Regions from separate parts of the Mus musculus genome. Here all the other regions are linked to region 1. A link is a loop called in an ENCODE intact Hi-C map of the cell type or tissue named here. Cell type or tissue: left cerebral cortex. All regions are shown on one strand.

Region 1 (8,000 bases):
ATACAACTGGTTGTGAATAGAAGAAATGAAGGAGAGTATTTAGATGGATGAAGACAATTTCAAAGTTTGAGCACCTCTGAAAAGATTTCATCCATGTGTTTTTGTTTCCCTTTGGATATAGAAGAGCTTTTATTCTTGGATTTATGTTTCATTAGAAAAGTGTGATATTATTATATTTTCCATGTCCCCTTAGATTTTAAAGAAACAGCTCAAAGGTATCGCTTAGCAAATAACAATTTCAACATGTCAGAACCCAAATAAGTATTACAAACAGCATTTTTTTCAAATACCCAGAAAATTTAATTTACATGTTCAAAGTGTATAACCATGATGAATGTTTCAATCCTTCATCATCCAACGGATATGATCAGTGGTAATGAATGAGTATATATCGTTTGTATTCAATAGTTATAGCAAAGTTTACATGGCTATCAAGTCACAAAGACAGTTGTATAGCAGTTTACATTAAAATTGATGTCTGCACACCTTGAAACACATTTTAAACAAACAAAACTGGCTTGGAAAAATATTATAAAATAAAGTGGCAAGCATTCTTGGTCAACTGGTCAACCCTCCTACCATCCAACAGCTGACTCCAGTGGAGGTCTTCTAATAGGATTCTTCCATCTTTGTTTAATGGGCCTTGTAAAGAATCTAAATCCTCCAGTATTAATATTTTGAGATGTGTACTATCCAAAACTGTCACCAAGAAAAGTTAGCTATAACATAACCTACTTCCAGGTATGTGAAAACTTCTTCCAAGTACTGTGGACACAGAGAACACTGTGTTTTATTCACTACTTGAGAGAGAGAGAGAGAGAGAGAGAGAGAGAGAGAGAGAGAGAGAGAGACTTACATTATCCAAAATATTCAGATTTTAAAAGATTTGTAGTGAGAGGAAACACAATAAAATTTTAAGCAAAGACGTAACTAAGAGTTTTACAATAAAAATACCAAATTTACTATTTTTAAAACATGTCAGTTTTATGGTACTTGTAATTTTAGACTGTAAAAGAAATTCTTAAGGAATTCACTTCCTTCACTCAATATTTTTCTAAATATTTGTATAGCTCATTTTACATATAGGAGTACAAAAATTATTTGAATGCTAGATTGGAATTTATCATAATATGAAGAGTTAAAAATTTATCAAAGCTTCGTAATACATGGCTTTAACGTAATAACTGCATTCCATGGAAACGGCCATAGAAATTAGACCACGTTGTAAGCACTGCCAGTTGTCTCTGGGTATTGGCACATCATACATCTCCCCGGAGAAGCAGCAGGTATACACACATATGATTCTGCTTTGAAAAAGAAGACAATTGGGGCTAAAATTATCATTTTGCTAGCAACTGAACAAAAACAAATAAGACACACTAGAATAAAAACAGTATTAAAGGGGAAATTTCTCACACCTGCAAGGTATATTTTCCATTACATGTTTGAAAATCTAGAACGAATGTGGTTTGTAATCCACACGTATTAAAATAAAAACAGACATATCAAACATCTGATAGACAAGCATGGAACCTGGGACCTGTTTTGTTTTGTTTTTTTACAACCACAGAGACTGTCAACACTTTTTAAAAAAATTACTTATTAAACCTAATGTCATTCCATTATTTATGAGCATCAAATGGTAATTTGATCAACATATGCAAATGATTGCCTCTCTGAGATAGATTAATGCAGCCGTGAATATCTGAGTAGTTTATAATATTCTTCTGGGTCATTTCAAAGATACTGATGAGAGAGGCTCCACTGTTTGGTACAGTCATCAAATTCACAGGTGCTGACCGAGATTTCAGAACATTTTATAAGCCCTAAGGGTTTCTTCTACAACCCAAAGTGCATGGAGAGGAAAGGACCCAACGACATCAGCCTGGCTCAGTCATACTTACCTATCATATAATGAGATGACTGCTCAGACTTAACTTGGGCTGAAAAGCACTAAGTTTTTATGCATTGCCCCTAACAGCAGAGGGCACAGTCACTCCCAGGAAGAGGTCCATGTACTGTCCCTTATACTAATGGCCCAATCTTTAACAGGCCAGCCAGTATGGTGGAAGGTACAGAAATGTCTGTGTGTTAGTGAGACAAACTGAATAATTTTCCAAGCTTCAATTCATAAACAATGCAGACAAAACTTCAGCAGTTTCCCATGGCTTCTAGTGTTATGCAGACTTGACAAGGAAGCTAGAACTTCCGTTTTGTCATCTCTCAGTGTATTTTGAGCTGTCCTAAAGATGGTTTTTATTCATACATTTCTTTCTTAAGCAATCTAGCACTGTTCCGTGGCATGGGAGAAGTCTGAGACTCACACTTGGCCAGTGATTGACAGTCCTAAGTCATTTCAGGCTTGAAACAAAGGTTCTGAGCCATTACCTGATCCACCGCCTAAAAACAAGCCCAAAGCTGGAGTAAGCACAGCTTCCTGGACCCCTGCTGCCCTTTCTTTAAAATCACACACTTTGTACATGAAGCTAACTCTTCTCTAAAGGAAAAAAAAATCTCCCAATTAAAATGAAGACATCATTGGATTAAAAATATGGATAGCTTGAATACAGGTAGCTGACACATGATTACTATACAACTAACATCCCAGCAAAAAAGTATGGAGCAAACCCAGCCTTGTAGTTGTGACTGTTTTCCTGACCCAAGTTCACAGGCAAGGATATGAGAAGCTCACCAAAATGCGTTGCTTTTGTATATACACCATCAAATGCAAGTTACCAGGGGTAAATATAGGAAATTTTATAGCATCAGTAGATGAATTAAAAAACTAAATGATTCGTGTAAAATGTTTGTATATGGTATGTACAGATTTGATCACAGGAGTCTGAGAATAAAACTGTCCCAATTCATAACATCTGCCTCGGATATGATGAGATACACGGTACAAGGTTCGTTTTTTAAAAACAAGGAAAAAATAGCTCTAATTTAAACACTTCAAATGGCTCTTACAAAAATCCTTAAAAACATATTTCAGAGTAAGATGATAAAACAAACACACACACATACACAAAGGCTTCTCTGTAATCACAGATTATCCAAAGGACGTCTCTCAGAGGGAAGCATACGGGCATACCTCCTCTCTGCTGTGGTGTGGAAGCATACGGGCATACCTCCTCTCTGCTGTGGTGTACACAGGATACACACTGGGAATTCATTCCACGTGAGAGGAAAGGCAATAAGGCAAAGGTCCCCTGTTTCTGTTGCATTCACCTAAATACCGCGTTATTGCTCGGCTCACACTGAAGTACTTATTTGCCTTCATTTAGAAACATTCCACTTGACAGCTATCTACAGATGGGCAGCCCCCCCCCCCCGTGCTTCCGTTGATCTTTCGAATCTGTCACTGCAACGTCAAACAAACGCAGGAAAGAAAGAGCATTGTTCCGGTTTTCAGAACAGCCCAGCAGCCCACACTTGCTGGCCTTGCAGAAAACATCAATTTAAAAACACTACTGCTAACAATAATAATAATAATAATAAAGAGATCTGAAGTCTAAGTAATTAAAAATCAAACTTATTTTGCTTAAGTAAATAGGCTATAAGTGAGGAAATAGAATCAACAAGAAAAATAAATGTTCAAATCACTAAAAACTCTACTAGGTAACTCTTTGGTTAGGTTATACAAGTATTAGCAACTAAGTTTAGGACTCAAAATAGCTCGATAGACTTCCAGCTGAAGATGGGTCTTCTACTAATCTTGATAAAATCTAAGTTTACACGTACTGTTTCATATTTTTTTAAATGCGCACATACTCAAATGGATTATACAAACTTCCAACTTTCAAATAATAAATGAGCATGTCCCCCTCCTCCCTCCCGCCCTTCCTCCCATCTTTCCTCCCTCCCCAACCCTCCCACAGTCCTAGACCTAAGTAAGGGCTGACTGTCCCTACTAACCACTCCTGCGTTACTGGGTCACTGCCAGGTGACTTCTAGAAGCGCTGCCTCCCGCTCCCTGCCTGCTCCTAGCCTAGAAGCCTTAACCAACAAAACCTAAAGCTCGGCAAACAGCTGAAGAGAAAGGGCGCCTCCGCAGGCAGGAGGATTGCTTTCTACAATTTTAAGCCACAGGAGATCTAATGTGTTGGGGGTAAATAGAACTCTCCCCTGTTGCCAGTACTAGAATTTACTTCTACCTGTAACTTTAAAAACAAACAAAAAAATCTCTTTATTTACAGTCTCTGAACTGCGTCCTTGGGGTCTTCCAGCATACGGTCTACCATTCAATTGTCTAAAACTCTCTTTCTAATGAGGGTCAAATCTCTAACAACCTTTTAAAGCACTCTCTCCACACAGCACTCTCAGTTCTGATCTCTGAAACCGCTATGGAGTCAAAGGGTTTAAGATGTCAAGGACTCGTCCGAACTGCACGCCGGACACCGTGCAATCCGATTCTGATCAATTCAGTCATTCCCAGGTACTTGGTGACTGTCCCACTAGATCACGACAATCTGGGGGAAGGGTGGTTGGAGGCCAGGAGTAGAGGAAGCATGAGTGAAGGGCTACATCAGAACACTCTCTCGGCTAGTGGGGTCCAAAGATGATGAAGACGCCCAGAGGATTTGTGGCTGCAGATTCGCAAGTGGGGTGCAGACGGGTCTGGGTGACCTACTAGGAGATCTGGGGGTGGGGGCAGAAGGAATCGGGAAACAGGGAGGAAGCGAGGGCATCTATAATCCTGTCCCCCGAGGGGAGGAAGGGAAGTGGGCACCGGAGTGGCGAGGGGCGGGCGTGGGGAGCTCACTCCCTGCAGAAGACGTACTCGGTGTAGCTGGTCCAGATCTTGTCCTCGCTCTGGTCGGTGCTGCTAGCAAAAGCGCAGGTGCCCGTGGAGCTGCACGCCACCATGTGGAAGCCCGACTCGGACAGCTTATCGAAGGCCTGCTCTAGGAAGTTGAACTTGAGGTAATAGCGGGAGGTGTAGCGCTCCGGGGGCCGGTCGGGGTCCCGGCTCTCATTCAGGGTGTCCCCAAACACCTCCTTGGCCAGCGACGTCTTGCCGCACACGGTGATGCGCGCCACCCGCCGGAACTTGGCGTCCGCCTGAGCGTCGCGCCCGATGGTGTAGGAGCCGCGGTAGCCGATGGTGATGTAGCCGGAGCGCCGGCTGCCGTCCAAAGACTGGGACGGCGTGAGCAGGGGCCCCGCCGCGCCCCCGGACGGGCTGCGGCTAGCCAGCTCCAGCGTGGGCGAAGGCGCCCCGGCCGAGGCGCCCTCCTGCGGCTCGGGCTCTGCGTAGCCCAGCGGCAGCAGCTCATCGCCCAGAGAGCCCTCCTTGTGCACCCCGCGGCGCGAGTGCGGCGGCGGTGGCCCCGGACCGGGTTGCTGGGGCGCCCCGAGGCGACGCACGAGCTCCGGCAGCTCGAAGTACTCGGCCTCGCGCTGCAGCCGGCTGCGCTCCGGGAAGTAGTCGGGCAGCACGAGCTGCAAGTCCCGCAGGTAATCCAGGATGTAGCGGAAGAGGAAGCCGTCCCGGTCCAGAAAGAAGCGGCCTTTGCTGTCCCGGGCCAGCTCCTGCGGCTGCTGCTGCGTGAACATACGCCAGAGCAGCGAGTCGGGCACGGACACCACGGTGCAGCGCCGGGTCACATACACCTGCCCTCCCACGTTCAGCTCTACGATGTCCGGGAAGAGCGGCGGCTCCGCCGAGGACGACGACGAGCCGCTGCCACCTCCGCCTCCGCCCCCGTTGGGTAATCCTCGGGTGCTGTCCGCCAGAGCCATGGCCAAAAAGAGGTGGCCCGGATGGGCCAAGTGGCAGGGAGCGGGGTCGCGATCGGAAGCCCCAGCGGCTCTTATCGGGGAGCCCTGCGCTCAGGCGGCGGCCGGCCACTGAGAGCCGCGCGGTGCGAGCGCGCAGCAGTGCGCCCACGAGAGCCCCGGTGCGCTGCGCCTGCCTCGCCCGCGCGCTCCAGGCGAGTGGCGGGTCGCGGCCCGCGCGCCGCTTAAGTAGAGCCGCCCGCTTGGGCGGCGCGGCGCGCAGGAGGCGGTGGGCGGCTGCGGAGCCGCTGAGCTCGCTCCCGGGGCGGGGAGGGCTGGGGCGGGGTGGGGGTGGGGGAGGAGCGGGGAATGCATTTGCATGCTAAACGCTGACGCGGCTCGGGGCTGCAGGCTCCACCCTGACCCGCGCGCTCCGGGGGACGACCGGACTGTCACCGCCCGTCCGCCCACCCGCTCCGGGCCCAGCTCCTCTTCCTCTTCCGCAGTGGGTCAGAGCCTCCAGGCGCTTCTCCAGGAGGCTGATCACTAAAGCGATCCTCTTGTGTTCCCACCTCCCCTCCCGCCGCCCTTCTCGGCTGACCGCAGCCGGCACCCGGGGACTCCAGAAGGGGTTGGAAACTTTCTGGCAGAGTGGAAAAGCTTGATTGCCTGCGGCTAGCGCCCTCTAGACCTACCCGCTTCTAACAGTGCAGAGCGCTGCTGTTGGAGATCCATCCCCGGGTCTCTGGAAGTTCTGAAGAGACACTAACTTGGAAAGGATGCACCGGTCCCTTCAAGTCCAGACCACCCAAAGGTTTTTCACGTGACTATGTGACTAGCGTATAGCCTCGAAAAATCCCTAGAAACCACAAGCGAATGCTTCGCGAAAATGCTCTGTTAGATTATTTTGCGAGAGCATAAAGTCTTTGGTTAGGAAACCACAACACAGTACTGCAGTGAGCAGAAATGACTAGGAGAGGAAGTTGGGTGGACACAAAGGGGGGGGGAGGGGCTTACACTGCGTGGGCAAGAAAAGCTAATAAGCGCCTCCAATAGTGGGACGTGAGGCCTCCGGTTGCTTTCAGCCATCTGTAAATCGCACCAGAAAATTCCAATCTAATATTTTCTTTTATTCGTATTATTAGTATTTAATGATTTTACTAGTATTTCATTATTTTACTAAAATTCCGCTGATGTTTTATTTGTTCCTTGAAATGTTAATGCACGTATAGAAAATAATTTACTTTTAGCCCATGCATAACTGTTCTAAAGGTCCAGTAACCCGTGTTCTCCTCCTCCCTCCATCGTTCTCTTCTGTACTTTACAAGACCGTCCACCAGAGAAGAAAGGCTGTGTAGGTCTGAAGGCCCTTCAGATTTAGCCATGCTCTCTATGGACTCCTACTTGTTCAGCGTTTGGAGTCATGCACAAATTTCAGCCCACAGAATTCTGCCACTGCCGGGAAACCTTCCATGGTCTCCCAGGGGAATGAGACAGGTTGCTCTTCAAATTCCCATCTTTGCACTTGGCACGTTCTGAAATCTCAAATTTGTGGTCTGTTATCTGATCGTTGGTTTTTGGTGAATAAATAGATAAGGGCTTCAAGAAGCCCAAGATAGAGGAGACTCTGAAAAACCACAATTTTAATAAATGCTCTTATACGTTGCTGGGCATCAGGCTGTGGAGAATTCAAGGCTGACTACCTACATCTCCTTTAGAGCAGCCAAGAGGCAAAGGGTTGGCCATCTGAACAGTTATCAGATCACTTTGAAGGACAGGCTGTCAATCACAATAAGCCCAGAAAGATCTTTGTCTTAATAATGATGTCTACCCTTTGTGCGACTGTCCAATGAGCTTGATAGTCTTCTCACGGATGAATGTCATTTTCATTTCTGAAATGTTTATGTCTGCCAAACAATTACTGCACTCGTGTCACAGAGCTGAAATAAGATCAGGCCCCAGACCAGCCTGCTTAATTGCAGGCACAGATTTCTGATACTGAATATATTTCACCATTCTTCAACTGTTCCTTGGGATAAATGATAGATGACAGGAAAGTTCCGAGTCCCGACACTGAATGTGATATATCAGCATCTCAGGCCTGACAAAACTGCCACTTTTCTGTAAGCCCAAGAAAAGACTTCAGTGTCACCTTGGCACAACTGGGTCATTGTTCTATGCTGCCATGTCTCCCTTCAAGATCCTTCCCGTCTTAGGGTCACTACCTCTCCACCACCCCTCAAGACCAAGCCAACATTACCTCATGTTGACCAAGCCAACAT
Region 2 (8,000 bases), 190 kb before region 1:
GCTTAAATTCCAGATTTGTGCCTGCAATAGTCAGCAGGCAACTCTGGCACAAGAGACAGTTTAGTTGGATACGGTAACAGAGATATAGAGTAATGTATATCTATGTCCTTAGTATTAGAAGGAAAGACATTTAAGGCTTAGTGTGGTGACCGATTCTTAGTCAATATGCACAAACCAGTCACATCAAAGAGTCAAAAATGATCCAGTTCTACCTCATATTATACTAATACATGCAGATCTAGAGAGTTGGATCTACAGTTAAGAGAACTTACGTCTCTTGCAGAAAACCTTGATTCAGTCCCAGCACCCACTTGGTGTTTCACAAATAACCATACTCCAGTCCAGGCCATGCAATGATCTCTTCTGAACTTCATATACATTTACTCATGCAAGCACACACAGACATGCCCATAATAAGGTGTAAACATGTTAAAGAATATTTTACATGTATAAGTTTTCTATTCAAATCCATTGAAATGGAAATAGTTCAGAAATATTTACTGAAGCCACTAACAATTCTGATCACTCAATGACCCAATATCTGAAAATTTAACAAATTTATCTGAACTTGTTGGTGATAGTGTAACCTGTGCTGCTGTATGATAAACTCTAGACTCTGTCCCGACCCAGTCACATGACTATCCAGAATATTGTAATATTAGAGTACTAGCAAGCCCTCAGTGAGTTACAATAATAAACATTTATTTTGGCCACAAGTCAACTGTGCACCTGGGTAGCCCTTCTGCTCTAGCACAGATTTAACTGAGCTTGGCTGGATCTCTATGTGGATCTGCATCAGCTGGAAGTTGAGGAGGTTGGCTGGTCTTCTTGGTCCCTGCACTTGGTTGGCATATTGCCTTGTCATTTCATGTCGCCTTTCAATCCAGAAAGTGATGGGGACTTCTCTTGAAGCAGGTCAGGAATGAGAGAATGACCTCTTGAGGGTCCCAAAGGGGTAGTAGTCTCCAGCTTCCATAATGCGTGCTAAAATTTTACATTGCATAGAATATGCTTATAAGGAAGGATGATAAATACACACCATTTGGACAATCAGTTATAATAGCTGCCTCTTAGCGTCACAAAATTAACTCTGTGATTAACCCAAAAGAATTTAGTTAATGCCAAAATGGTATCCTCAAAGAAAAAAATATTACTTTCCACAATGCTGCTAAAAGCTGGATAAGGTAACTTAATGGTAATATCATTTCTTTAGTTTTGACAGTTCACCACTGCTATTGAAAGAGAAGTTGGGTAGAAGGGGATATGGTATGTCTGTTCTGTTCAGGTAACTTTTCTATAAAGCTGAAATTATTTCTAAGGTATTCATCTATATTTTGGGACACATGATTAAAAATATAACTTGGGGTATCAACCAGTTTGGTGGCAGAACCCTTGACTCCACTTAATGGAGACGCTCCCATGAGCTGGGAAAACTGAGCAGCATGAAGAATCCCAATGAGCAAGGAAAATAGCTTGGCCAGAGCCTTGTCTCTGCAGGCTTCCAGGGTCCCAGCTCACATGGAGCCTCAGGTAGCAGTAGGGAGATGCCAAGAGAAGCAGGACAAGGGGTCTGCCAGTATCCTTTCCTAATGTGATGGATGACCCAGCTGGCTATGATGCTTACAGCAAATGCCATAGTACCACCAGGCAGCAAGGCTGGGAATTCGTTTTACTTATTTAATGGAGTAAAATCTAGATTTCATCACCTCCTTCTAATTTCTTAAGATCGATAGCATGTGATCTTTTTCAGTGTGTGGTACCTTTGAATCCAATGTTGAACCAAATGAGAAAGATAAACACAGAGCTACAGTATGAGGCAGCCAGCTTGTATAGTAGATACGGACTTCGTCCCTGTTCAGTCCCCTTCCTTCAAGAAACTCAAAACCCCTTCTAATGTGATAATCAAGGAATCTCCCTCCACCTTCCCTACTACGTGTCCCATGGAGTAAACTAGGACACAAACCCCAAATCTAGCTGCTGTGAGTGTCCATCCCTGGTTACTGAAATTGGCCAAGGGATCTTGATTGCCCTTCATACTGAGCTAATCATACTTTCTCCGTTATGTTTCATGTAAGAGCACTTGGAAAAGAAGGGTTTTCCTTTTAAATTATAGCACTTACTGTAAAGTTATTCGATACTAAAGACCATCCATGAGAAGAAACAAAATACAGAGAAAAATATCCTCATCATAAAGCAATTTACACCCCAGATGAAGGCAAATGGGGCCAGAGACATTGCTGGGACTTTGGTGGCTTTCTCCTACTTGTAATCCAAACAACCTAACATCAACCTAACATAATAAAGAAATCAATACATAAACGTAGGGTATTGGAATGAACATATATGAGGATGTGGATTGTGCTGAGAACTGATAGAGTGCTAAGTAGTTGTACTGTGTTTTCTTAAGTGGGAGGTCAGTGGTGTTTATTTTTATTTTATTTTATTTCGTAGCAGAATGGCTGGGTAAATTTTTGTTTGTGTTCTAGAACTCAACTTTGTGTCTGGAGAACCCAGGTGACAAAGCCCAACTGAGTTGACCATGTTTTCCAGTCTTCATTAACTCTCTCAGAAGCTCTACTTCAACCTGTCTCTCTGAGACCAGGAAGGCCAGGGCACATGCTACCAAATGAAAGGTATTAATTCTTCTTCTAGGAAACGTTATGCCACCACAAGCATCACCCTTCAGCTTGAAGATGGATAATACAAGGATGTGGTGGCAATACTGATTTCCTAGGTCCTTGTCACAGCCTTCTCACCATCTATTTCCCGACCTGTGAAAGCAAATTTTTTCCTGGTTTGAAGAGACATGGATAAGGATGTACCTCTACCTCAGCATCCCAGCTCAATGCCCCCAAAACAGGAGACAAGAGGAAGAAACTCCCAAACCAAGTTGGATTCCAAGACCACACTCTCCTGCAACTCTCTGGTCTGCATACAAGACCAGCTCACCACATTTCCAGAATCAAATAGGTCACTCCCTAAGATTTAAAGAAGTCTCTCAAGTTCTGCAGTCATACCCAACTGAGCCATAATCCTGGGGGCCTGAAACAAAAGGAAAGGAAGCCCAGTATCTCTCTCAGTGGCTGTTCATAACCTCTGGCAAGCTTGGGAAAAGGACCACATCCTGGCCACTGTCTCCCCCATCATCCTCCTGCCAAGCCCCAAGCTGCAGCATTCTCAGCAGCCATTAGGTATTGCATTTTGGCTTCATTTGCTTACATATCTAATCCACAATTGACCTCAAAAAAAAAATCAATAAAGGAAGAGGGTCAGCAATTAAATTGAACTCCCAACCCTCAAACCAAGAAGTTGACATTTTATTTTAAAGCCTTTAAGAAGCCATGAGAGGCTTGTCACCAGTTCCCAGCAGATTTGAGACCAAAAACACGCACATGATGTTTTGTAAAGGTAACTGGCAGCATGGTCCATCAGCCGCTTAAGACTGGAGATGAATCTAAAGATGCATAAGCAATGGCGAAAGTAAGGAAGGCTTGCGCGCATAGAGTCACCGTGAGGCTGGAGAAGCATGGGAGGATGGGAGAGCTTATGCAGAATGTGGAGGGGGTAGCCAGATAGATGCTCAGCAGAAGCTACAAGCCCTGCAAGAGACAAACATCAAGCTTTATGGGCTGTGCACGAATGCAGTCTCTTGTTTTCTTTTTGTTGGAGGGAAGCGAGAAGCAAACAGCTGGGATTTCTGCCTGAAACAGAAGGAAAGATTCAAGAATCCCTGTTTATTTTTCACTTAAAGAGGATTTGTCCTGAAAATTGTCAAGCTGTATGGATGCTCTTAAGGGATTTTAGCTAGAAAAAAAAAATACACACATCTCAAAGTGCTTTGGTTAGTGGCCACATAGAAATCTAAATCACAGTGGACACTGAGGGCCCTCTAGGTTTTCAGTTAGAAAAACAAAAAAAAAGGAAAATTGCTTCCTTTCTGAGTTCTCCATTACCAGCATGAGAATATAGTGTAAAGGAATTCTGAAGATCGCACAGACTATAGGAACACACAGACTAGAAACACTTGCACAAAACCACATTTTGTATTCATGAAGGCTAGAGGAGATGCCCAAGGGAATTTGCCATTCATCACAGCAACATCCCTCCCTTCCCCCACTGAGATCCTAGTGCATACTCATTCCTCTAAGTACAGGATGTTTCTTCCTTACTCACTATTTACTCACTAAATAGTGTCAAGTAAATGTCCTTTATATCTTAGATTGACATTATACATTAGATTGAGTTTAACAGTTGTAATCCATCTATCAGGACAATATATATGACTGGAATGAATGAAGTATTTTAGGTTGTGTGCTTCCCTTAGTTCCTGGAATATAAAGCAGTACTCACAAGCAGTAGCTATGCACAATCTCGTATATTACTGGAAACTGCTGGGTTTGACTGCTAGAACGCTGCAATGAGATTATCTTTCTTACCGGCAAGCTGCTTGGCTTCCTTGATCTTGTGTAGATCTTGTGCATGCAGGCACAGAAACCGTAAGTTCATGTGTGCACCAAAACACACATGCTTTTCAACCGATGTTTCCTGCAGATATCTGATACCTCTGGATCTTTTGATCTTTATCTCCTCTTCCATAAAGATCCCTGAACTCTCAGCCTAGAAAGGAAAGGATTCATGAAATCCCACTCACTAGCGGACTAGCTATTGCCAATCAATGGCTTCTGGAAAGAATCTAGTAGAATGTCTTCTGTGATCGAGTGGCTTAAAGGCTACCCATGCTCCAGCAGATGGCCCTATACCCATGCACATACAGAAAGCACTAAGTAGGCTTAGTGAGGGTTTTGCTGTGTTGTTTAGTTTGTGTTTTGTTTTCTTTTGTTTTGTTTTGTTTTTAGAGAATGTGAAGTTAATTGAAGTAAGCAGTAAGGAGATTGAAGAAGAACTAGAGGAGAAAGAATGGATGTAAATTTGATCAAAAACATGTTGTATGCATGTATAGGTGAAACAAATGAAGAGAGGAGATGGAAAAAACTAATGGTTAAGAGTGATTCCAGAGTTGAGATCCCAGTGCTCAAGTCAAGGGGCTCACAACTGCCTATGACTCCTGATCCTGGGGATCTCATGCCCTCCTTTATCCTGAACAGGGGCCCATGCACACATAGAAAACACAGACAGACACACATACACATAAATAAAAATAAACAAAAGCTTAAAAAATAAACTTTTTTTTTTTGGTAATCAAAGCATCCAACACGCCCTGGCTAGGTCCAACATTACTATTGATTGTGCTTATAGTTCTAACTCCTTGTAAAGAGTAAAACTTGTTTTCTCATCATCAGTGGGAAGTTGTGAGGCTCTTGTCCAGAACTGGACTGAAGCTCTTCCCCAGCTTGGCCAATTGCACTTAAACTCAGGGTATCCACCCCAGAAAGAATGCAGTTGTTTCCAAGCAGAATGAGTCGGGGATTCTAAGCAGAAAAGTTTTCATGTCTTTAAGAGGAGCAGCAAGGAGTTCCATTTTTATCACAAAATAGTGCTTGAAGCAGACCAAAACTAGAGTCTGTCCCATCTCGTTTCCTCTTCTCCATTCCCTGTAACAGTGAGAGGCAGGGAGGAACTGACAAGACAAAAAAAAAAAAATCACTTGAAATCTGGCAAAAGGCCACTTGGCTTTGTAGATTCACCAAGTAATCTTGGCCAACAGAAAATGGTCCTTAAATAACAGTATGGAACAGTCAACCCCTCTGGGATGCTCATTAAATGTTCATTAGCTGTCTGTAGAGAGTCCTAAACCCCATTGACTCATGCTGTCCTATTTGTTGCCTCTAGCTCTGTTGACTACCTCCCACCACCATCTTCTTTGGAGTCTATCTATAAATGCAGGCCACTGTTTTTGAGACTTCATATCTCCAACACTAACCATGTAATGATGAGGGTTTTTTTATTAAGTAGTTTATTGATGAAAGATATTTTCAGATAAGCCCAGAGTTACAAATGTGTAACTAACCCAGGAAATTTTTGATATAGTTGTTGAAGATGACCCAGTTTCCTGTTGTCAATGTTTTTCAGCATTTTTCTTTAATTAATCATTATATCTGCCTTGGGAAACATAAAGGATATAGCATTCATTCCATTTGGTGCAGTTTTCCCATAGGCATTCTGTAGAACGAGCTACCCCACTATATACTTTGGAAACATAAAGCTAAGGACACATAGTCCCTGTTCTTAGTTTCTATTCAAGGAAAAGGAGCAAAGCAAAAGTACATGCAACTGTAATACAAAGTAGGCAGTGAAAAGATTCTGGTTGTAGGCTAAATGGAAAATACTGAATGGATGCAACTAGGCGAACATAACTGAAAGTATATTTTAGAAAGACCATCAAACTGGCAGATGGAGAAAAGGGATCAAAAACCACAAAACCATTAGGAGAAATGCATTGCTAAAGATTCCACAAGAAACAAACACAAGAGCCAATGCAAGATGCCAATTAATAACAGACAAACATCAGATAGATAGATAGATAGATAGATAGATAGATAGATAGATAGATAGATATGATAGATAGAGATGATAGATAATTGAATAGGTAGAAAATTAGTTAGAAAGATGATTGGATAGATGATATAGATATAGAAATAGATAATAGATAGATAGATAGATAGATAGATAGATAGATAGATAGATGATAGATAATAGATGATAAGTAGCCATTATAATTATAAAGAACTGACTTGTGCCATCATTGAGGGTGATTCCCATGATTTGTGTGCAAACTGAAGAAACTATGATCCACATTTAGGAAAAGATCAGTATGTACACTCATTGTTAATGCAAAGAGAGAGAATTCCCATATGCCTTTTCATTCTATGAAAATCTCTATTTAGGTGAGATGATAACCACCTGATTCAGGTGAGATCAGATGATTTCCCTAAAATCCCTAAATCAGATGATTTAGTCTAGAGATTCAAATGCTAACTTCTTTTTGAAGTACTATCACATACACACTCAGTAATGTTAACCAGCCTAAAACCCAGTTAAGTTGACAAATAAGATTAACCATCCTGGAGACTGCTGGAATAATCTAGAAAACACAGCAGAGAGGCCTGGGTGAGGAGGTTCATATGGGGGGAGGGGGGCAGAAAATCAGTGAAGAGATTTGTATTGTGGAAAACTAATTAGCTGATGAGGGATAGCAAAGAAATATGAACAATATTCCTCTCTCTGATTGGTGGGGAGCACTGCTATTCACTGTCGGAGGGCGTAGCAGAAGTGAAAGGCATTAGGTCAGCTTGAACAGCAGAGCATGGAAGGTGGTTGGGAACCAAAGAAAACACTATAAAAGAACAAAGGAGACTCTGACAGAGAGCAGCAGCATGGCAGGCAAGGCTCATTCCTGTCTTCCAGGGCCTGGACATTCTTCAGGCAGTCCCATATTTTTCAATTCTGGGGCTCCTGACATCTGTGTCTTCAGCTATGGTCTAAGAGTAGAGTTACACCAACACGCTCCCTGATTTTGACTTTTCAACTTAGACTGTAGCAAAGGTTTTCGATGGTCAGTTTTGACATGTCTCAGCCTTCAAATCAGTGCAAGCCCATTGACCTAATAAATCCTTTAAATCAGTCAGTCCCTCACCCCATGCACACTCTGAGGCTTCACAATGGTTGTCAGCTTGGCTGGATGTAGAAGAAAACAAGAGACAAGCCACTTAGCACACCTGGAAGGCACTTTTTAAATTTTTTTATTTATTATTTTCTTTATATACATTTCAAATGCTATCCCGAAAGTTCCCTATACCCTCCCCCTGCCCTGCTCCCCTACCCACCCACTCCCACTTCTTGGCCCTGGTCTTCCCCTGTACTGGGGCATATAGAGTTTGCAAGACCAATGGGGCCTCTCTTACCAATGATGGCCAACTAGGCCACCTTCTTTTTTCATCGAGTTAAGTGACATGCCCTGAAGGAGGCCACCATCCAGTGGCAGCCCAGGTAAAAGGAGATTTTTTGACTGCTTGCCTTCATGTCTTCCTGGAACATTCATC
Region 3 (8,000 bases), 73 kb before region 1:
AGCATTGAACAGCAAAAGCATCAAATTCTGTGATTCCCACACTGTGCCAGTGAGAAAGTTACTGGAATAAGAAACAAGTCTGCCCATGTTCTTACCCTTGCTCCTGGAGGAATACGTCGCAGTTCCATTTGCCACTTCGTGCGCTCAGTGCTCCGGACAGTAGTATTTCTTTCTTTCTTTCTTTCTTTCTTTCTTCCTTCCTTTCTTTCTTTCTTTCTTTCTTTCTTTCTTTCTTTCTTTCTTTCTTTCTTTCTCTCTCTCTCTCTCTCTCTCTCTCTCTCTCTCTCTCTCTCTCTCTCTCTCTTTCTTTCTTTTTTTTTTCATCTTTCTTTCTTTCTTATTAGATATTTTCTATATATACATTTCAAATGCTATCCCGAAAGTTCCCTATACCCTCCCTCTGCCCTGCTCACCTACCCACTCACTCCCGCTTCTTGCCCCTAGCATTCCCCTGTACTGGGGCATATAAAGTTTGCAATGCCAAGGGTCCTCTCTTCCCAGTGATGGCCCACTAGGCCATCTTCTGCTACATATGCAGCTACAGATATGAGCTCTGAGGGTACTGGTTAGTTCATATTGTTGTTCCACTTATAGGGTTGCAGACCCCTTCAGCTCCTTGGGTCCTCTCTCTAGCTTCTCCATTGGGGGACCTGTGTTCCATCTTATAGATGACTGTGAGCATCCACTTCTGTATTTGCCAGGTACTTGCATAGCCTCCTACGAGACAGCTATAACAGGGTTTCTTCAGCAAAATCTTTCTGGCATATGCAATAGTGCCTGGGTTTGGTGGCTGATTATGGGATGGATCCCCGGGTGCGGTAGTCTCTGGATAGTCCATTCTTTCTTCTTAGCTCCAAACTTTGTCTCTGTAACTCCTTTCATGAGTATTTTGTTCCCTATTCTAAGGATGAATGAAGTATCCACCCATTGGTCTTCCCTCTTCTTGATATTCTTGTGTTTTGAAAATTGTATCTTGGGTGTTCTATGTTTCTGAGCTAATATCCACCTCTCAGTGAGTGCATATCTAATGACTTCTTTTGTGATTGGGTTACCTCACTAAGGGTGATATCCTCCAAATATATCCATTTGTCCAAGAATTTCATAAATCCATTGTTTTTAATAGCTTAGTAGTACTCCATTGTGTAAATGTACCACATTTTCTGTATCCATTCTTCTGTTGAGGAACATCTGGGTTCTTTCCAGCTTCTGGCTATTATAAATAAGGCTGCTATGAACATAGTGGAGCATGTGTTCTTATTACCAGTTGGAACTTCTTCTGGGTATATGCCCAGGAGAGGTATTGCTGGATCTTCTGGTAGTATTATTCGAGGCTTTTTCACACTTTCTCCTTTTTTTAAATTAGATATTTTCTTTATATACATTTCAAATGCTATCCCGAAAGTTCCCTATACCCTACCCCCACCCTGCTCCCCTACTCACCCACTCCCACTTCTTGGCCCTGACATTCCCCTGTACTGAGGCATATAAAGTTTGTAATACCAAGGATTCTCTCTTCCCAATGATGGCCAATTAGACCATCTTCTGCTATATATGCAGCTAGAGACACGAGCTCTGAGGGTACTGGTTAGTTCATATTGTTGTTCCACCTATAGGGTTGCAGAACACTTCACTGGCGGTTATCATGTAGAAGAATGCGAATTGATCCATTCTTATCTCCTTGTACAAAGCTCAAGTCTAAGTGGATCAAAGAACTCCACTTAAAACCAGAGACACTGAAATTAATAAAGGAGAAAGTGAGGAAAAGGAAGATATGGGCACAGGGGGAAAATTCCTGAATAGAACAGCAATGGCTTGTGCTATAAGATCAAGAATTGACAAATGGGACCTCATAAAATTGCAAAGAGCATTGTAAAGCAAAGAGCACTGTCAATAAGACAAAAAGGCCACCAACAGGTTGGGAAAGGATTTTTACCAATCCTAAATCTGATAGGGGACTAATATCTAATATATACAAAGAGCTCAAGAAGCTGAACTCCAGAAATTCAAATAACCCCATTAAGAAATGGGGTACAGAGCTAAACAAATAATTCTCAACTGAGGAGTACCAAATGGCTGAGAAGCACCTGAAAAAAATGTTCAACATCCTTAATCATCAGGGAAATGCAAATCAAAACAGCAGTCATATCTAAGAACTCATTGAAGAAAAAGAACTTAGCCCATCTGCACAAGGCCAGGGATGTTATGGGTCACAAAATCTCCTTGTTTTAAATATGCTTATATTTAAGAAACCAAGACATGTGTCTGAAATGTCTAGATTATGAAGATGCCATAATCAGTGTTTTTATATCATTTCTTTTTTGAAACTATAATCCCATCATTTCCTTTCCCCTTTCCTTTCTCTAGGCCCCTCCCATAAATTCCTTCTTCCTTTCTTTCAAACTCATGACTTCTTTTTACATTAATTGTTAAATATGTGTGAATATGTGTATGTGTGTGCATATTTTATGTATGTATGTATGTATGTATGTATGTATGTAACAAATAACAACCTGCTTGGTCTGTATATCATAATCTGTACCCATGTTTTCCAGGATGACCATTTGTTATTGAATGGTCAGTTGGTGGGCTCTTCCCTGGAAAAGACTATTTCTCCCATTCTCAGGCGCCTGGGGTATTTTTATATCAAACTGCTTGGCCCATCACTTCAGTTCCCCTGTATAGGCACATCTTGAATTTGAGCTGCTGATCCCCACACCGGGCATGAATTTTGTTGTGGGAAGCTGGGCTGTGGGGACAAACGCCTATGTGTGAAATTGTAGGTTTCATATAAATTCTGCTTTCCCAAAGCACAAAGAGACATGCACGTGAGCAGTGTGCCTGTCCAAGCAGGAAGGCCAGCAGCTGGTGCACCACCATGTCACACTCTGTACTGAGTGATTTCTACTGAAGGACTGGTGCTTGCTATCTGTCACACAGCAGCCCAGTCTGTTTTTTCTGACAAGCAAATGGAAATATTTTGATACTCTGACCCTCTTGCTCATCCTCTGAAAAAACAAACAAACAAACAACAACAACAAAAAAAAACCTGTCCCAGTTCCTGCCACACTGTCCTCTCACTTCCTTCCTGAGCAATGTGCTCCCTGCACCCTCTGCTCTTGTACTGAAAATGGTGACACAAACAGGAAACCCCTGTGCCAGGCTGGGCAGCAAACACATAGGACCCTGGGCATGTGCACTGAAGTACTGGCTCACCATGGGGAGCGGCAGCCTTTGGGTGGGGGATCTTGTCAGACCACTGAGCAAGGTTCTATGTGGTCTACTAATGAAAATGAGAGTAATCAAACATAGAGGGGTCTCTGGCCACCTTCCATGATGAAAACATTCTTATGGAGAGAGTATCAGGGGGCTCAGCATTAAACTGGGCAGAGCCAGGCTAGAATCCACATCTCCTAAAAACTCTCTACTTCAACTCCTCACCCCATCTTTTACAAAGACGAATGAGGAAAAGGAAATATCAAATCATGGAAAAGTTGGAGAGTGTCTAGCCTAAGGCTTCTCTAAACAGGAACTATGAGACTATCTGTTCTAACCACAGGTCTCTCGAGGCATCTGGCCTGCTACACCCAAGAAAACTGTCTTTGCACAGGTGCCTACAAACGATCTGGAGTGGGGACAAAGCTCAACTCCCTCTCTCGGTACAGAGGAGAGGACCTTTTAGATAGCTCTGTCTTTTTGTAGCTCACACAGCCTGTTGCTGCAGTGCAACCACAGGGAAACTCACAAAAGGGAAACTGTGGTCCAGCATTGGGAACCCACATGCAGAGCGCTGAATGCTTCAAGGTTGCAAAATCTGCAAACAACCCCAAGCCCACCATGACACCCTCGTGGCCATTGGTCAAAGATGCAAGAGAGATTTCTATGCTGATGACAGACACAATCCACACTAGTTTGAGATGGGTTTTAATAGGACTTTTTTCTTTTTAATGCTTTTTAGAGCTTCTTCAGATTATGTATCAATTTGTAGGACAGAACTAGATTTGCACTTGGGGCCACACTGCCTTTAGAGAATGCATATTCATAGGGAATTTCCTGCCTCTAAAATGTCTCATGAAGGTTCTCCCACCTCTTAAACTGCCTTGTTCCTTCCAATGTACAGAGAAAAGGATGATTTTCTGGCACCTACTCAGAGCTATAATGTGGATCTTCATGTCCCTCAAAGACCCCAGGATGCTATTAGAGGCAGTAGACCCTTTAAAGGAGGGAGTTTGGTTGGTGGGTCCCTAGGTCACTGGGGTGTGTCTTAAGAAGTATAAGAGGAAGTGAGAGAGTCTCTTCCTCTTTCTCTTTTCCTTCTTCCTCTTCTACTCTCTCTCCTCTTGCCGGCTCCCTCCTCCACTTCTTTGGTTCCAGTTCATGAAATCAGCCAATTTACTTGGCTGTTGTTGTCCCAAGACGTACTGCCTTACCACAAAACCCAAGCAATGGGAATGTGAAAAACTGGGAACAGAAACAAGCTTAGCTCTTTTCGTTTTCCAGACGGGATCCCATGTTTCCCAGGCTGGCTTTAAACCTGCTGTGTGATGGAGGATGGTCTTTGCCACGTGTTCTCCTTATGTGGAGATCACAGAACTGGGTCATCATGCTGGGTCTCTGTAGACCTAGGGATCAAGCACGGCTTCACACATGCAAGGCAGGTTCACCACCTATGGAACTAAGTCCCCTGACCTCCCCCACCTCCACTGCCCCATTTTGCTTTATAAGTTGGTTATCTTTGGGGCACAAAATGGACTAACACCCCTAGCACTTAGGGGTAATTACCTAGGGGTTATTACTGCCAGCAAACAGGATGGTGCAGACTGGGATGTCTGGCTGTATGTTTTGGTCCAGACCTTGTATCTGGTCACAGAGCTATGACTCGGGTCCAGTATGGTCCTGGGTCTGGTGTCTTTACATTATGCTGTTGTTTTCAGCATCCAGAGGACGGCTGTGCTCAACGCTGTACAGAGCTCATTTGACGCCCTCGTCTCTCCTTCCCTGAAAGCAAAATCAAAAACAAACAAAAAACAGAAATTCCAGTACCACTGCCCACTTTACGTTCTCCTTAATCATAGAGAGCCAAAGTCACCAAAGTGAAACTATTATCATTATCACTATTTGCCTAAAATACTAACCGAAGAAAGGTGAACTGCCTCCTTTTCTTTATGATTCTTAGAGGTTCTCTTCATGGTCCAGTCATGGATCTAGTTCGTAATGAGCAACCTAGACTAGCTGGTATCAGCTTGATACCTACTTATGTAATACCTATAAACATAAGTGTGTAGCACAGAGCCTGCTTGGATGATAATCCCAGAAGTTTACATCTTTATCTTGTATTCAATATCAAAGTCACTCAGCATTAGGTGCCTCATAAACTTATAATCTTTTTAGTGAAGAAAATGATGATGATAGTGATGATCAGGTGGCAGTGGTGGTAGTGGTGATGGTGATATAAAGACCAGGAACTAACCTAGAAAAACACTCAGGGTGCTTTACTGAGATTGTCTGTAGAGGATATCCAACAGAGAGCTGTTACAGAAGGTCACCCAGGACGTAGAGATAACAGGGTCCCTAGGAAACGGCTTCCTTTGGTGGTAGTGGACGAAGGGGTCAAGTGTCAGGAGATGTTCTGTGGCTTCAGGAGCCAACTGCATCAGGGAATAGAATCTGTTAACACAGCAGCATCCCCTGCATCCGCTGCTCCCCACACCAGACACCAACCAGCTCTGAGTCATAATCTATCAAGCTCAGAGCCAACCTGACAGGCTGGAGAAAGAACCTTCCCAGCAGGTGCAATGGACCATCCTGAGCCTGGCACTGACTGGGGGAGGGGCAGCTAGAGAGTTAACACAGAGAGCCTGCTCACCAAGGGACTCGCTGCCTGGCTACCCACAGCCCAGTCCTGCAGTCAAACCTACAGAGTGTGATCAGAGTGGCTGTGCAGGGCCTTGCTCACTAAATGACAATGACAACGGCCATACCTACTCTGAGAATGGAAGAGAGAGAGAAATGGTAAACAGGAAAACTACCTGACACGTTTTGCACAGCAACAAACCCCCTTCCCAGAAGACTCTCGGGCCTGCGCATACTTTTTAAAATGCCAGAAACTTTTTCTCAAGAATATTCTCTCTTGTAGCACAAAAATTACCTCTAGTTTCTAAGGCAATTAGATAGACTTAAGTGACTGTGCGCAAAGGCTGCACACAGCTAATGGTGTGCAGAGTCCATAGATCACATATCCCAACGGCCAGCCTGTGCCCTCATTCCAACATGCACTTAGGACATAGATTTCTTTTTATTGCAATGATGGTTTGCTGAGTGCTTTTAGTGAGAATAAATAAGGCTTGGAAGTAATAGCACAGAAAATTTATAAATTGGAAGTCTATTTTTACTTTTAAAATAATTTTACACTTAGAAGCAATTGGAGGTCAATAGCCTCCAATCTTTTAAGAAGTAACTTTGGAAAAGGAAGTCTGCCTTCATTGAGAATGCTTTCTAGACTATTTAAAAAGGGAGCTTGGGAATCAATCCACAGACTCATATTTCAACCATCTTGTCAATTTCTCTATCTTATTCCATAGCTCATAGAGATGAGACTTGGGAAAGCATAAAATGTGCTTTCTGAATCTCATAACCTTATCATGTTTTAACTGGGGTGAAGGTGACATATCACAGAGAAGATGTTACAAGAGAGGAAAGGGTTCCATGAGTCGTGGGCTATATAGAGTGGCGGGATGGAGAGATGCGTGACTATTAAAAACTTCATTTCTCTGCATGTGGCGCTGCAACAGATTAGCAATGTTCACGTCACTCACTGCTTGTGCTTACATAAATGGCGTAGGCTTGGGATAAATACAGACGGCTGTCTTTTATATTAGAGTACACATTAGTAATGATGCTATTATTTCTGCATCTGAGGTCAAATGAGAAATTAGTGAGTGTGCCATATTTGAAGATGAATCATGAACACTTCTTTCTGGCGCTCATATCTAAATAATTTCTACATGCCTCCCACCGGCTTAGTGCACAGAGGATTGCGGCCATACCCCTGTTCTATCTTTTACTGATTTACTGATTGAAAGCTGATTCACATACTGCTTTGTACCCAATTCTGCTCACTGTAGGGATGGTAACTTGAACTACTAAGAGTTTAGCAGGCTTTGCAGGAAGCACTTTGAATAGTGTCTAGCATACACTAAAGCCTTCAGAAGAGTTAGCTCTTTGTGCGACAGTGAAGTGTTCCACATTGGTTCCTTTACTTCTACTCCCTCTCAGCTCAACAAACAAGATGCAGGGGTCCTGCTCCTGTCCTGTTCCCCCTCCCTTGGCTGCAGTTCAGACTGATTATCCACTCTTTGTGGCTCACACTATGCAGTAAATACTTCTATCACAGGACCAGCAATGACTTTGTGTTATTTATATTTCCATGCAGTAAGGTTGAATGCAAATATAACAGCTAGGATCAGACCTCTTACATGGGAAGTTTCCTTTGGTTAGAAAACACGTTGGTGGGTAATTCCAGCAGGAAAGATGAGTCCCGATGGTTCTGATCATTAAGAAAAAAAAAGAGAAATATAACTCTTCCTTGTGAGAAGTAAACAGGTATTTGAGCATCGGGCTAAGCACTGAAGGCCGAGACAGGGGAAAGTAAATAAGCAACATAAAAAAGAAAAAGGTATTTTAGCTTGCAGTTAAAGGTGCTCTGTGGGGGAATCCTGGGGGATGGGGCTGAAGAACATTAAAAATAGAAAAAAAAGCCAACTGCAGGTCAAATTGTTCACACTTCTAAAATGTAAAAATCAGATAAGCCTGGCGTATGTGTAAAAGGCTTTGCAGCATTCGATGTGTGGAAGAAACCAAGAGAGGGGGGCGGTTCTAGTTTCCTGTTTGTTATTGCTATAGAACAACCTGACAAAAGGCAGCTTAGGAGAAGGAAGAGTTTATTTGGCTTACTGTTCCAGGCTACCATCCATCCCTGAGGGGGATGTTAAGGCAGGAACTCT

What was found. Hi-C counts contacts between places; a loop is a spot of excess contacts. Peaks named below come from ENCODE experiments on the same cell type or tissue, not always from the same donor. Only the 100,000 strongest peaks of a DNase experiment are listed, where the experiment ranks them.
Region 2: a loop joins it to region 1, with 8 times the contacts of the local background. A loop is called at or near these places in 26 of 42 quality-filtered maps.
Region 3: a loop joins it to region 1, with 5 times the contacts of the local background. A loop is called at or near these places in 11 of 42 quality-filtered maps.

What each region holds. Positions count from the first base shown.
Region 1 is chr14:102,976,699-102,984,698 of GRCm38, forward strand. Kctd12 (potassium channel tetramerisation domain containing 12) reads right to left here and starts at 5,939. Exons shown (of 1, transcript NM_177715.4): 1 at 1-5,939. The coding sequence starts at 5,742. The coding sequence ends at 4,759. Mir5130 (microRNA 5130) reads right to left here and starts at 5,934; the gene lies at 5,851-5,934. In left cerebral cortex, CTCF peaks have their summits at 4,050, 4,900, 5,106, 6,394 and 1 weaker place; DNase peaks (open chromatin) are centred at 3,176, 3,326, 4,074, 4,450 and 5 more places; H3K4me3 peaks cover 4,533 bases; H3K27ac peaks cover 2,881 bases.
Region 2 is chr14:102,790,332-102,798,331 of GRCm38, forward strand. It overlaps Gm41234 (a long non-coding RNA gene), which reads right to left and starts at 4,613. Exons shown (of 2, transcript XR_874909.1): 1 at 4,437-4,613; 2 at 682-984. In left cerebral cortex, a CTCF peak has its summit at 4,752 (motif pointing right); DNase peaks (open chromatin) are centred at 3,524, 4,749 and 5,544.
Region 3 is chr14:102,903,380-102,911,379 of GRCm38, forward strand. No RefSeq gene overlaps it. Among named protein-coding and RNA genes, the nearest start is that of Gm34589, 73 kb to the left of the region's middle. In left cerebral cortex, no CTCF peak of the experiment used is centred here; DNase peaks (open chromatin) are centred at 3,138 and 5,755; H3K4me3 peaks cover 65 bases; H3K27ac peaks cover 410 bases.